Linked DNA regions of Homo sapiens: region 1 is linked to region 2. Evidence: chromatin loops called from intact Hi-C (ENCODE). Cell type or tissue: sigmoid colon. All regions are shown on one strand. Links, peaks and the distances in the headings refer to the core of each region. The heading gives the core; the rest is flanking DNA. Region 1 has its middle 51 kb from the start of LINC02793. Region 2 has its middle 51 kb from the start of CLIC4.

Region 1 (2,907 bases), core at 280-2,779, 400 kb after region 2:
GGGGATGACGAGGGAGGAAAAAAGCTGCCCAGATGGTGGGAGAGCATCGTGACAGCTCAGGGCAGGGAACAGCAGAGCAGAGCCACAAAGAGCGCAGGCTCTGAGGAGAAATGACCAGGCTCCACTCTACCTCCAACTCGCTGTGTGACCTTGGCAAGTGGCTTCACCTCTCTGAGCCTCAGATTCTCCTCTGGAAAACGGGCTCTGCTCGGCCGATGGCAGCCTCGACAGTTGCTGTCGTGTTGCATCAGTGTTGTATGTTTGGAGAGATCTTAAGAGACCTAGAAGTTTAGCCCCTTCTTTGAACAGCTGAGGAACAAAGCCCAGAGAGTGGAAGTGACTCACTCATGGTCCTGCCTTTATCACCTTGTGAATAAGATTCCATGCCCTTTTCAACCTGAGCTCTGCAATTCAGATTCTTTAAAACCAGTCAACATTCTGAGAACATTGCCTGAGTTCATCCATGGAGCCCTGCCCAACCACATCCCACGCCACCCCAAAAGAGCTATTAAAAGGCCTGGCTGCCATTGCAGCTGGGGTCCTGTCCCTCCCCCACCTCCCATCAGGGTCCGTCCACCAGGGTGGATGCAGTTCCCTGGGGCCCTGGCTACTGGTGCAGCGCAGCAGAGGCTTAATATTAATAGAATCCCAGAATGTCAGCCCTGGAAGTGACCTCAGCAGTCAGCTTCCTCTGCTCCATGGCTTTGTGGGTGAGGAAACTGAGGCCCAGAGGAGTTAAATGATTTGCCAAATATTGTGCAGACACAGACAGAACCACAGCCCCCAACCCCTTAACCTACGGATCTCTATGTTGACTCTGCCTGTGGTGTGGTGGGATGAGGAGAATTAGCCCCGAGACTTTCAGCAGGAGTGACCATAAGGCCACAGACGTCTGGGCTCCAGCCAGAGGTGGCCACCACTTGCATGTGTTTCCCAAGCCAGATCCAGCTCTCTGTGCATCTGTCTGTAATCAGAAATCTGTCTATCCACAGCCAGGCATGCTCGGATTCAAATGGCCAGATGGTCTGTGCATAGATCCTACAAGCCAAACCCCTGTAGCCCCAGTCCAGGTGTCAACACATTGAACTGAGGGGCCAGGAGGTACCAGTGTCCCCAGAGGAGTGGGAGTCCTTGTTGCCCCAGGAGACAGGTGGGGATGTGACTCTCTGGCCCACCTGCCCCAGAGGCAGAAAGGTAGCCCACAGAGCCAGCCACAAAGCCAGGAAAGGGGCACACAATCCCTGAAGCATGAGTTCCCCAAGTTCCCAGTTATCCCTGGCACTTACAGCTTTCCTCCCTTTGGTCCTAAATTCAAATATATCTTGTTATTAGTAATACAGACAACTTAGGGAAAAAAGTAAAAACTACTCCAACTCCACCAGCAGAGATAAGCCCTAACCATTTTGTTAGGTTCTTTTTTTTTTTTTTTTTTTTTTTTTTTTTTGAGAAGGAGTCTTGCTCTGTCGCCCAGGCTGGAGTGCAATGGCATGATTTTGTCCACTGCATCGTCCGCCTCCTGGGTTCAAGCGATTTCCTGCCTCAGCATCCTAAATAGCTGGGATTACAGGCATGTGCCAGCATGCCTGGCTAATTTTTTTGTACCTTTAGTAGAGACAGGATTTCACCATGTTGGCCTGGCTGGTCTCAAACTCCTGACCTTGTGATCTGCCCGCCTCGGCCTCCCAAAGTGCTGGGATTACAGGCGTGAGCCACCGCACCTGGCCCCAGTTTCCATTTTAAGTGCACTTCCATTATTTTCTTCTGTGCACTTAGCCTGAACTTTCCCTTTTTTTTTTTGTTTCCTCATGTGAACAGAAACAGTAACAGAACATACTCTCCCTCTGGTTTGCACAGCTTCTGGCAGCTGCAGCACTGCCTTTTCCATATGAAGCACACTGCCAAATAACAAAGCTTGTCTCTCTCTCTTTGGGCCTCAGTTTCCCCTCTGGGCCAAGGGTGATCTCCACACACCCTACATCTCCACAGGGCCTGTAGCAGGGAGGCTTCCAGAACTGTGAGGACATCCAGAGGGACTCCTGGGTTTCTCTTTGATGTTCCCAGCCTAAAGTTCAAAGGGATGTGTCCCTTCTGTGGGGACAAGCCAGCAAGCCTTGACTCTTGCAGAAGCAGATGAGGGAGCCTGGGATCTGGGTGGCTGACAGACCTATACTGGGATCTCACAGGGAAGACCCAGAGTCCAGACTGTGGCCTCGATTCGTTTAAGCGTGTTGGAAGAGGCATCAGTAGATCCAAGATCTGTTCCCCAAGGCCACCCCGGGCCTCACCTGGGAAACTCATTAACAAAAGAGATCACTGGACCTCACCTGGGGGATTCTGATTCTGTAGGTCTGAAAAGAGCCCCCAGCCCACCAGTCCCAGAGTTTGCTTTCGTCAGGGGGAATAGGCCCTACCCAAGAATTTGATCCAAGATAAATTAAAGAATAAGTATAATTTCATGTAATGCTATACATGAATGAAGACTGGGAGCGAGTGGCTCTGTACAAAGGAGGCCCAGGGCCCACCTGCTCTGCATAGGAAAGGAACTGGAATTGGGGGAACATTGGCTGCAGCAGAGTGAGAGAAACAGGAGAAACAGGGTCTTTGACAGAGTCAAAGAAGGGACAGTGCAAACAAGAAATCTCTGCTGCCAGCCCAGGCCACATGGGAAGACCCTCTTTTTACTAAAAATACAAAAATTAATTGGGTGTGCTGGCACATGTCTGTAGTCTCTGCCACTCGGGAGGCTGAGGTGGGAGAATCTCTTGAGCCCGGAAGGCAAAGGATGCAGTGGGCTGAGATCATGCCACTGCACTTCAGCCTGGGCAACAGAGCGAGACTCTGTCTCAAAAAAAAAAAAAAATGGATGGTGAATATAGAAACACTATCCAAATGTGTGGTTGTCTCATT
Region 2 (2,907 bases), core at 129-2,628:
GGCGTAAGCCACCACATTTGGCCTTGGTCCTTTTTTTTTGTTTTTTTTTTTTGTTTGTTTTTGTTTTTGAGATGGAATCTCACTCTGTTGCCCAGGCTGGAGTGCAGTGGTGCGATCTCGGCTCACTGCAAGCTCCCCCTCCTGGGTTCACGCCATTCTCCTGCCTCAGCCTCCGAGTAGCTGGGACTACAGGTGCCCACCGCCACTCCTGGCTAATTTTTTGTATTTTTAGTAGAGACGGGGTTTAACCGTGTAAGCCAGGATGGTCTCAATCTCCTGACCTCGTGATCTGCCCACTCGGCCTCCCAAAGTGCTGTGATTACAGGTGTGAGCCACCAAGCCCGGCCTAATTTTTGTATTTTTAGTAGAGACGGGGTTCCACCATGTTGGCCAGGCTGGTCTCGAACTCCTGAACTCAGGTGGTCTGCCCACCTTGGCCTTCCAAAGTGCTGGATTACAGGTGTGAGCCACCATGCTCAGCCTTGGTCCTTTATACTACAAGCCTGGGCAACATAGTGGGTACACACTACTGTCCCATGGCCACCAGTGATGCTGGGTACAGGAAAACCACATTGTTCTATGGACTCCTGACCATGGTACTCATCCTTCCACTGGCCACTCCTGCTAAGACATGGCTTTTCCATCCTGTAATTGCCCTTAAACATTGGGCAACAATTTCCAGGTCTCTCTGGGTCAGTCCCTTCGGGGGAAGGAAGACAGAGGAATCATGTGGCCAGGTGGGAAGAGCTCTGGGCCAGCTTCCACTCAGCCTTGCTGTGTGACCTTGAGGAAGTCCCTGCTCCTCTCTGGGCCACAGTTTCCTCCTTTTTGAATGCAGAAGGTTGTATTAACATATCTGAGGATGCTTTGGGGTTTTCTTAGTTCACTTCTGTCCAGAGAAGATGATGAAATTTTAGGAGCAGCCTCACTTCCAACACACCGGGTCTTGCGTGGTCATTCATACCCCGGCAGAGAAAAAGCTGCATACTTCATGCCCTTTGCCCTTCACCATCTCATCTGATCCTCCCAGCAGCCAGCAAGGACACGGGGCAAGGCACTGGAGGCAACAGAGGCTCAGCAGCAAGACAGGGTACGTGCAGAGAGCTGCGGGACAGACGTGGCCTCACCAGCAGGACCCGTGATTAAACAGCAGCTGTGGTTCACTAAGTGCTTTCTGCTTATTATGTGCCAAGTACTTCACATGTGGCTGCTTTGTGTCATTCTCACATCAAACCTGATGGGTGGTTACTATAATTATCTCCTTTTACAGATAAGGAAACTGAAGCCCAGAGGGGTGGAGTAACTAGTCCAGCAAAAGTAAGCCATGTAACTGGGATTCAAATTCAGCTTGAACATCTCAGCACTCATCTGTTTTCGATCACATAACACTCCCTCTAGGCATTCACAGGAGCTCAAGGATAGGAGTAGGGAGGGGAAAGCTAGGAGTCCGAAGACTTGAGGGGCCAGGCATGGTGGCATGCACCTGTAATCCCAGCATTTTAGGAGGCTGAGGTGGGAGGATGGCTTGAGCCCAAGAGATCAAGGTTGCAGTGAGCCGTGATCGTGCCACTGCACTCCAGCCTGGGAAACAGAGAAAGACTATGTCTTGGAAATGGTAGAGGACCTTTAAAAAATAAAGAATAAAAAAGTACAAAACCAAAGACTTGCGCAGATGCGGTGGCTCACGCCTGTAATCCCAGCACATCAAGAGGTCGAGGCGAATGGATCACCTGAGGTCAGGAGTTTGAGACCAGCCTGGCCAACCTTGCGAAACCTCGTCTCTACTAAGAATACCAAAATTTGTCAGTTGCGGTGGCAGGCGCAGTGGCGGGCGCCTGTAATCCCAGCTACTTGGGAGGCTGAGGCAGGAGAATCGCTTGAACTCGGGAGGCAGAGGTTGCAGTGAGCCAAGATCACACCATTGCCATTGAACTCCAGCCTAAGCAACAAGAGCGAGATTCCGTCTCAAAACAAAGCAAAACAAAACAAAAACAAAGACTTAGGTTCACGAACAAACTCTGAACACTTACTAATTCTAAGGCCAGGGTAAATCTTTCATCTTGCTCAGCCTCAGTTTCCTTATCTGTAAAATGGGGATCATAATTTGTCATCCAAATTGTGAGGATTGGGTAAAAACATTTTTAATAAGGGCATGTATGTGAGCATCCCCCATGTATGGCAAAGAAGTTGTCTAAATTTAAGAGGTTGTTGTTTTTCTTAATCTCAGAGCAGGAGCCAGGGCAGGAAGTAGGCAGGCTGATTAGGGCGGCCAAGTGTCCCTGCCCAAGAGTGACTACTTCCGTCCCTGGTGTTCTTCATTAAGTCCCCAGGAAAGGAGGAGGGTGGGCCGGAAGAAAGGGCAAAGCTCTAGGTCCTTATCTAGAACTCTGCCTCCATGCAAGAGCCCTCCAAGGGAAGAGAAGTTCTGGATTATCACCACTGAGCTCCAAGCATGCCAGAGGGCTCAGCAGGGAGAAAGTCTGTCAGCACCTGACCCAGCAACAGCTGGGGAGAGGCCTGGATGGGTAGGTTGCATGCCTCCCCCTCAGCCTGTGTCATGGCCCTGCCCTGGCCTCATGGTCCAGGACTCAGTCCCCATAGCCTGTCCTACCAAGGGGAACACCAGACTCCAGCACTGCGATGCACAAATGCCAAACCCTCCCAAGGGGCAGCTTTGGCAAGTGACTGGAACTGGAGTCAGGAGGCGCCGGCTCTTGTTCTGGTTTTGTCCCTTCTCCTCGCTGGGTATCAGCATCCCTACTGTGGAATAAGGGACATTCCCTCGAGGGCATTTACATAGTGTGGATCTGGCGTACCACTTGCTACCCCTGCCACAAAGTGTTGTTCCTTGTGCCTTCTTCCTGGGCTGCTGGAGAAAAGGCTCATGCCACATGTGCTGCCCTCTCT

The links. Hi-C counts contacts between places; a loop is a spot of excess contacts. Peaks named below come from ENCODE experiments on the same cell type or tissue, not always from the same donor. Only the 100,000 strongest peaks of a DNase experiment are listed, where the experiment ranks them.
Region 1: a loop joins it to region 2, with 8 times the contacts of the local background. A loop is called at or near these places in 2 of 110 quality-filtered maps.

The regions. Positions count from the first base shown.
Region 1 is chr1:25,090,919-25,093,825 of GRCh38, forward strand. No RefSeq gene overlaps it. Among named protein-coding and RNA genes, the nearest start is that of LINC02793, 51 kb to the left of the region's middle. RefSeq lists enhancers at 1-125, 1-887. In sigmoid colon, for the core only: no CTCF peak of the experiment used is centred there; no DNase peak of the experiment used is centred there.
Region 2 is chr1:24,693,314-24,696,220 of GRCh38, forward strand. No RefSeq gene overlaps it. Among named protein-coding and RNA genes, the nearest start is that of CLIC4, 51 kb to the right of the region's middle. RefSeq lists a silencer at 2,192-2,311. In sigmoid colon, for the core only: no CTCF peak of the experiment used is centred there; a DNase peak (open chromatin) is centred at 1,106; H3K27ac peaks cover 1,348 bases.